Regions from separate parts of the Mus musculus genome. Here region 2 is linked to region 1. Evidence: chromatin loops called from intact Hi-C (ENCODE). Cell type or tissue: gastrocnemius. All regions are shown on one strand.

The links. A loop is a pair of places that touch in the nucleus more often than their neighbours do. Peaks named below come from ENCODE experiments on the same cell type or tissue, not always from the same donor. Only the 100,000 strongest peaks of a DNase experiment are listed, where the experiment ranks them.
Region 2: it touches region 1 in a loop (10-fold over the local background); 15 of 42 quality-filtered maps call a loop at or near these places.

The regions. Positions count from the first base shown.
Region 1 is chr5:89,220,775-89,223,274 of GRCm38, forward strand. It overlaps Slc4a4 (solute carrier family 4 (anion exchanger), member 4), which reads left to right. Exons shown (of 27, transcript NM_001359211.1): 22 at 2,422-2,490. It overlaps Gm35855 (a long non-coding RNA gene), which reads right to left. Exons shown (of 3, transcript XR_003955749.1): 2 at 1,591-1,908; 3 at 552-707. Among named protein-coding and RNA genes, the nearest start is that of Gm35855, 3.8 kb to the right of the region's middle. In gastrocnemius, a CTCF peak has its summit at 1,092; a DNase peak (open chromatin) is centred at 1,093.
Region 2 is chr5:88,888,192-88,890,691 of GRCm38, forward strand. All of the region lies in intron 1 of Slc4a4 (solute carrier family 4 (anion exchanger), member 4), which reads left to right. Among named protein-coding and RNA genes, the nearest start is that of Slc4a4, 2.2 kb to the left of the region's middle. In gastrocnemius, a CTCF peak has its summit at 1,343; a DNase peak (open chromatin) is centred at 2,148; H3K4me3 peaks cover 962 bases; H3K27ac peaks cover 48 bases.

The sequences.
Region 1 (2,500 bases):
CCACTATAACATGGGATCTCATTTTTTTAGAGACTTTTTTTTGGTAGAATTCATTATTTATTTATATTGTCACACATTAGCCTAGGATGGCCTTGAACTCATATACTCATGGCAGTCCTCCTGCCTCAGCCCCCTAAGTGCTAAGAGAACAAGCATGAACTCCCACATCCTGGGTGGCTCTCCGTTTTACAAGCCTTCTTCTTCTTCCTTTGACAACTTTGTTTTGATATGTAGTTCTAGTATAATTTTTACACATTGACCTTCTGACAGGATCTGTGAACTAAGTTCTATAAAATATACCCTCTACCCCAACAACTCTGTCAGGTTTGTTAGGAGTTTCATTCTAGGATTTGTATTGATACGTATTGTTGTGAAGAAAATGAGAATATCATAAGCATTTGTATTATGTTGAAGCTGATCAGAAATGTCAACTTCACAGATTTTCTTCTATGTACTATTTTCTTCCAACTGACATATATATATACATATATATATATACATATATATATATATATATATGCATATGTGTGCATACACACACACACACCCCTTCCTATACCCAGTTATTTTCTTCCTTACATCCATCCATGCCATTCTGTGTCATAGATCAGGTGAAATTTGTTAACATAGTTCAGAGAATTGATCTAAGAAGGCCCCAGGCACAGTGTTCCGGCACAGTGTTCCTCTGCTATAGTAGTAGAAACACACTACAAAAAAAAAAAAAAAATCATTAGTTAAGCTCAGGGAAGGATAGACTCTTCTGACACTTCTAATCCAGAGATATGCTTTACCCAGATCAAAAAGAAAACACTGAGGAAACCCAGGTAGCTCTCCACGAATCAACTGTTCTTTCCTGCACCCCTTTCTCATGCTTGAATGTACACAATAAATGGAAAAGAAATCACAACATGTTGAGAGGAAAGAGATACCTTAGAAATGAATCAGAGATGGAAATTTGATCCTTTGCTGGTCTTATGTATTTATTATTGGAAAATGCACATAAAGAGTTGTAAGTCACATCAGCACTCACATGCTAAGAGAAATGGGGGCTTGTGTTTGAGCACCAGTGGCCTGGGTGGGATATGTCTACCCCTCTGTGGCCACTGCTGGGTACTACAGCCCTGCCCTCCTGCCCACTTCAAGCATTCAGTTCCTTTTAGTTTTTGGTCTTTTCTGAGCTCATGGGTAAAGTTCATTACGATGCAATTGTTAGTCCCTTCTAGAGAAAACCTTTGACAGTTAGTTCATAGATGTGTATTTTCTCCATTGAAACTTAAGCATTCCTGTGAGTCACCAGTACCAACTGGAGACAGAGGCAGTCTATTTTAGAATTCACTAGTTCTTTAGTGTGGTCAGAAGGTCCGAGGCACAGCAGCATCAGGCAATTGCAGTAAGATGGGTCTACAAATGGTGCTTCATTAAATACATGCCGTAGTTTTAAAGTTCTGCTCTTTAAGGAATATTTCGCCTTCTGGTTAAAATGGTCTACTGCATGTGGATTTGCTGACTGGCCCTAATTACTTTTCTATTTTAGTATTTTAGTTTTGTCCTTCAGTTGCTTGAACTTCTTTTCAAACCCAAGGCTGATACCTTTGTCATCCAGACAGAAGACTTCTCGGAATTAGAATATTGATTCTCAAATGTGATTTGCTTGCATTTTACCGGTTCAGGGGAAAGTAAAGTGTACATGTTGGATTAGAACTTCTCATTGCTAAAAAACAAACAAACAAACAAACAAAAAAAAAACCTTCGTGTTGGTGTAAAGGGCGTTTTACTAAATAATGCATAACATATTAATTGAGTTTTGAAAGGCTTGCATTATCCTTATCCGTATGTGTAATTAATTGCTCCCAGATGCGTCCTGCTCCTTCCAAACCGTGCTCCCATTAGTTTGTATTCTTAGAGTCCCTAGAAGACAAAGGGGTGGTCAGTTGATGTTTCCTTTACTGGAAGAGGCATTTACCCTCCGAACTGATAGATCATTTGGCAAAATTAGTAAGGACAAAACCAACAGCCTGTTACAAAAGGATCTTGGATCCAGAGTGAGGCCATTTGCTACCTCTGCATGTACCTCCTATCCCACGCAGACATCTGGGTTGCATAGTCTATTGCTTTTAAGAGCAAAGGAAAGCCAAAACAGTTTCCCCATTTAAAAAAAAAAAAGTATTATTGAGGTCATGTGTGCCCATTCTTTAAAAAGAAGAAACAAAAAAAATGAAGTTTATTTGAATGTTCCCTCTATCTTTATTTATTTCTACTGCTGGGCTTAGAATCTTATCAATTGACGAGTTAAAAGCACTCATTTGAGGTTGCTCTGTTATGCTGTGCTTTAGTTTCAGATGTAGCCTTTATTTAAGTTATTCCCCTTCCTAATTCTTTTCGCTGTTGTTTGTAACCGGTTTCCACTGGTTTACTTCCCAGTTTATCCCGATGCCTGTGCTGTATGGTGTGTTCCTGTATATGGGGGTGGCCTCACTTAACGGTGTGCAGGTAAGCTTCC
Region 2 (2,500 bases), 330 kb before region 1:
TTGGGAAACGCCAAGAAAGCATGTCTGCCTTGGCTCTAGCAAGTAGAGCCCTTCTCGGTTCCCTGTAAAGGTGTAGCTTTGCCTTTCTCCACTCCTAGAGGCCCCACCTTCTCAGCAAGATTGCCTGCAGCAAGTTCTTCCAGTCTGAAGTTCAAGTGCTCAAAGCACCTTTCTCTTCCCCTTGCCACTTAACTTCTCTCTCCCTTTTCACTTCAGTGCTAGACAGACTTGCTCTGGGTGAGAACTCCCCGACGCTGGGCTGCAATAACACAGTCTCGAATCCTGGAAAGGCTCTTTCTTAAGGCGCTGCATCGAACTTCCCTTTCTTAATCAGGGACTTAGGGTTGCGATATTATCTGAATGGAAGTGTGTATTGCTCACTAGTGCCTATACTCACTGTGATTTGAAGAGATTCTCTCTGGCAGCCAGTCCTGTGCTCAGCGGCTCAAAGACTTAAAAATAAATGTTTCTAAGAACCCTGGTCCTTGTGTTTGTCACATTAGCGAAATACTTTCCAGTCATTATTGTACCTTAGACTGGGGCTATTTGTACTTCATTCAAAGGAAGCGTGCCTGCTTTGTAAAGCTTTCATAGCAGAGAAAAACTTTTACTTTCATTTTAAAGTTAAATCTAAACAGGATTCTGATCTCTCACATTAAATGGTGAAATTTAATAGTTTTTACCATATCTCCAGGTATAGGTGAGATGGTACAAAACTCCCATACCTAGGTAGGATAGGAAACTTCTGCTATGAATTCTTGAGGTATAGGGCACATATATGGATGGGGTGAGAGACAGAAAATGGGATATTTTGGTAGTGCCAGGTATATTTGAGAAAGCAGAAAGCCTCATCCCTTTCTGTCTTACAGCATGAAAATGTCAGTATCATTATCTGGTTGAGGACTATTTTTGAAGACATGCAAGGCAGGTGCACTTTTCAGGTGGCCAGAAGTATGCTCAATTTGCTGATGTGTTCCGTTTGGTTCACTTTGTCAACATAAGAGAACTCGCAGTGTATGACAACAAGTGCCATCATTTTAAACGAAGACATTTGGATTTATAGAGATACTGTATAAAAGGAAGACAGGCAACTGTAGTGGAAGGAAAAAAAAATAAAAAATGTGTTGGAAGCCAGGCAACCTTTGGGACATCTCCCAGCACACCCTGGTGGTAATCTCATTTTTCACTGAGCTCTGGCAAGTGCAATTTGAAGATTCTGATCTCTTGTTCTGATAACATGCACGATAGTCTCTAGCTCACAACTTAAAGGAAAACAGCACTTAAGGAAGGAAACACACTGGTGAATCACTGTAGGTAATCAGGTTTCCCTGCCTGCCTTTGAGGGCGCTGCAGTCCATGAGGACTGCTATTGTTAGGGGAGCCAGTCCTGGGAGAATGCACTGCTGCAGAAGTGTGGCCAGGATACTCTGTCAGCTTGTTCCCTGATGTTCCTTTTAAACGCTAGGAATAAAGGCTTAAGTCTGGATTTGATGCATAGTCAGGTCTCGGTTGGAATGAACAAGTGGAAGATGATTAAGGTTTCCAAGTTTGTTTGTTTGTTGTTTTTTTCCATTCCAAAATGGAAGAGATCAGGGTACATGACTGATTGGTCCGAGGAAGCTGTAAACAGACCACTTATCTTATTTGATGTTGCTTTTTTTAGGACAACTTGAAGACCCATGAAATTTGTTTTTAATGGAACCCTTTAGCAAAAATGAACAGTTAGAGAAGACCCAGGAACCAAATAGGACTTTACCAAACTAGATACTATGACTCTTGCATATAGGTATTTTAGGGGATAAATTCTGTTTCTTTGATATAAGGTCAGGGGTACGTTGGATACAAATATTTTTTGCTTAACTCCTCACGTTCAGACACTTAGTACATTTTGGTCATAGATGTTTGGGTCCTAACTTGAAGTCATTTCATGTACCCACCACTGCACGAGTTTAGCTATTTTTCCAGCCATAGATGTGGATACTTTTTCACACAGCGCTGTCTAATCTGCATAGTTACACACAAAACCACACAAATTCAGAGGTGGCTCATTTTATTTTATCTTCAGCCACATTGACTACTATCACAATGGCTCCGAGGCTATGCCTTGTACTGCATTTCTCTGGCCTCAGCAGAGAGTGCCAAGACAGTTGGCAAGGCCCCAAAGGAAGATGAGAGTGTGAATGGCCATGCCTTTATTTACCTGCTGTGAGATGGGAGAGGGAAAAATGCTTCCTCTAGTCTTCTACAGGAAGTGCACAGGGGTAGACTCCTTAGTAATAATGTCTTTGTTGCCCCTGAATTAGGAGCTGTATCGAAAACGGATGGCAGTGGAAATAGTAACAACAGTTATGGTGAAACTGTTATTCATGTGTTGTTTGTGGGAGCCAAAACGCAGTCTTCTTCCCTGAAAATCAAGCAGATGGAAGAGGTTTTTATACTTAGCTGGGAGACTCAAAAAACCAAGACAGTGAACTTTTAAAAAAACTCCCTGGGTAGTTAT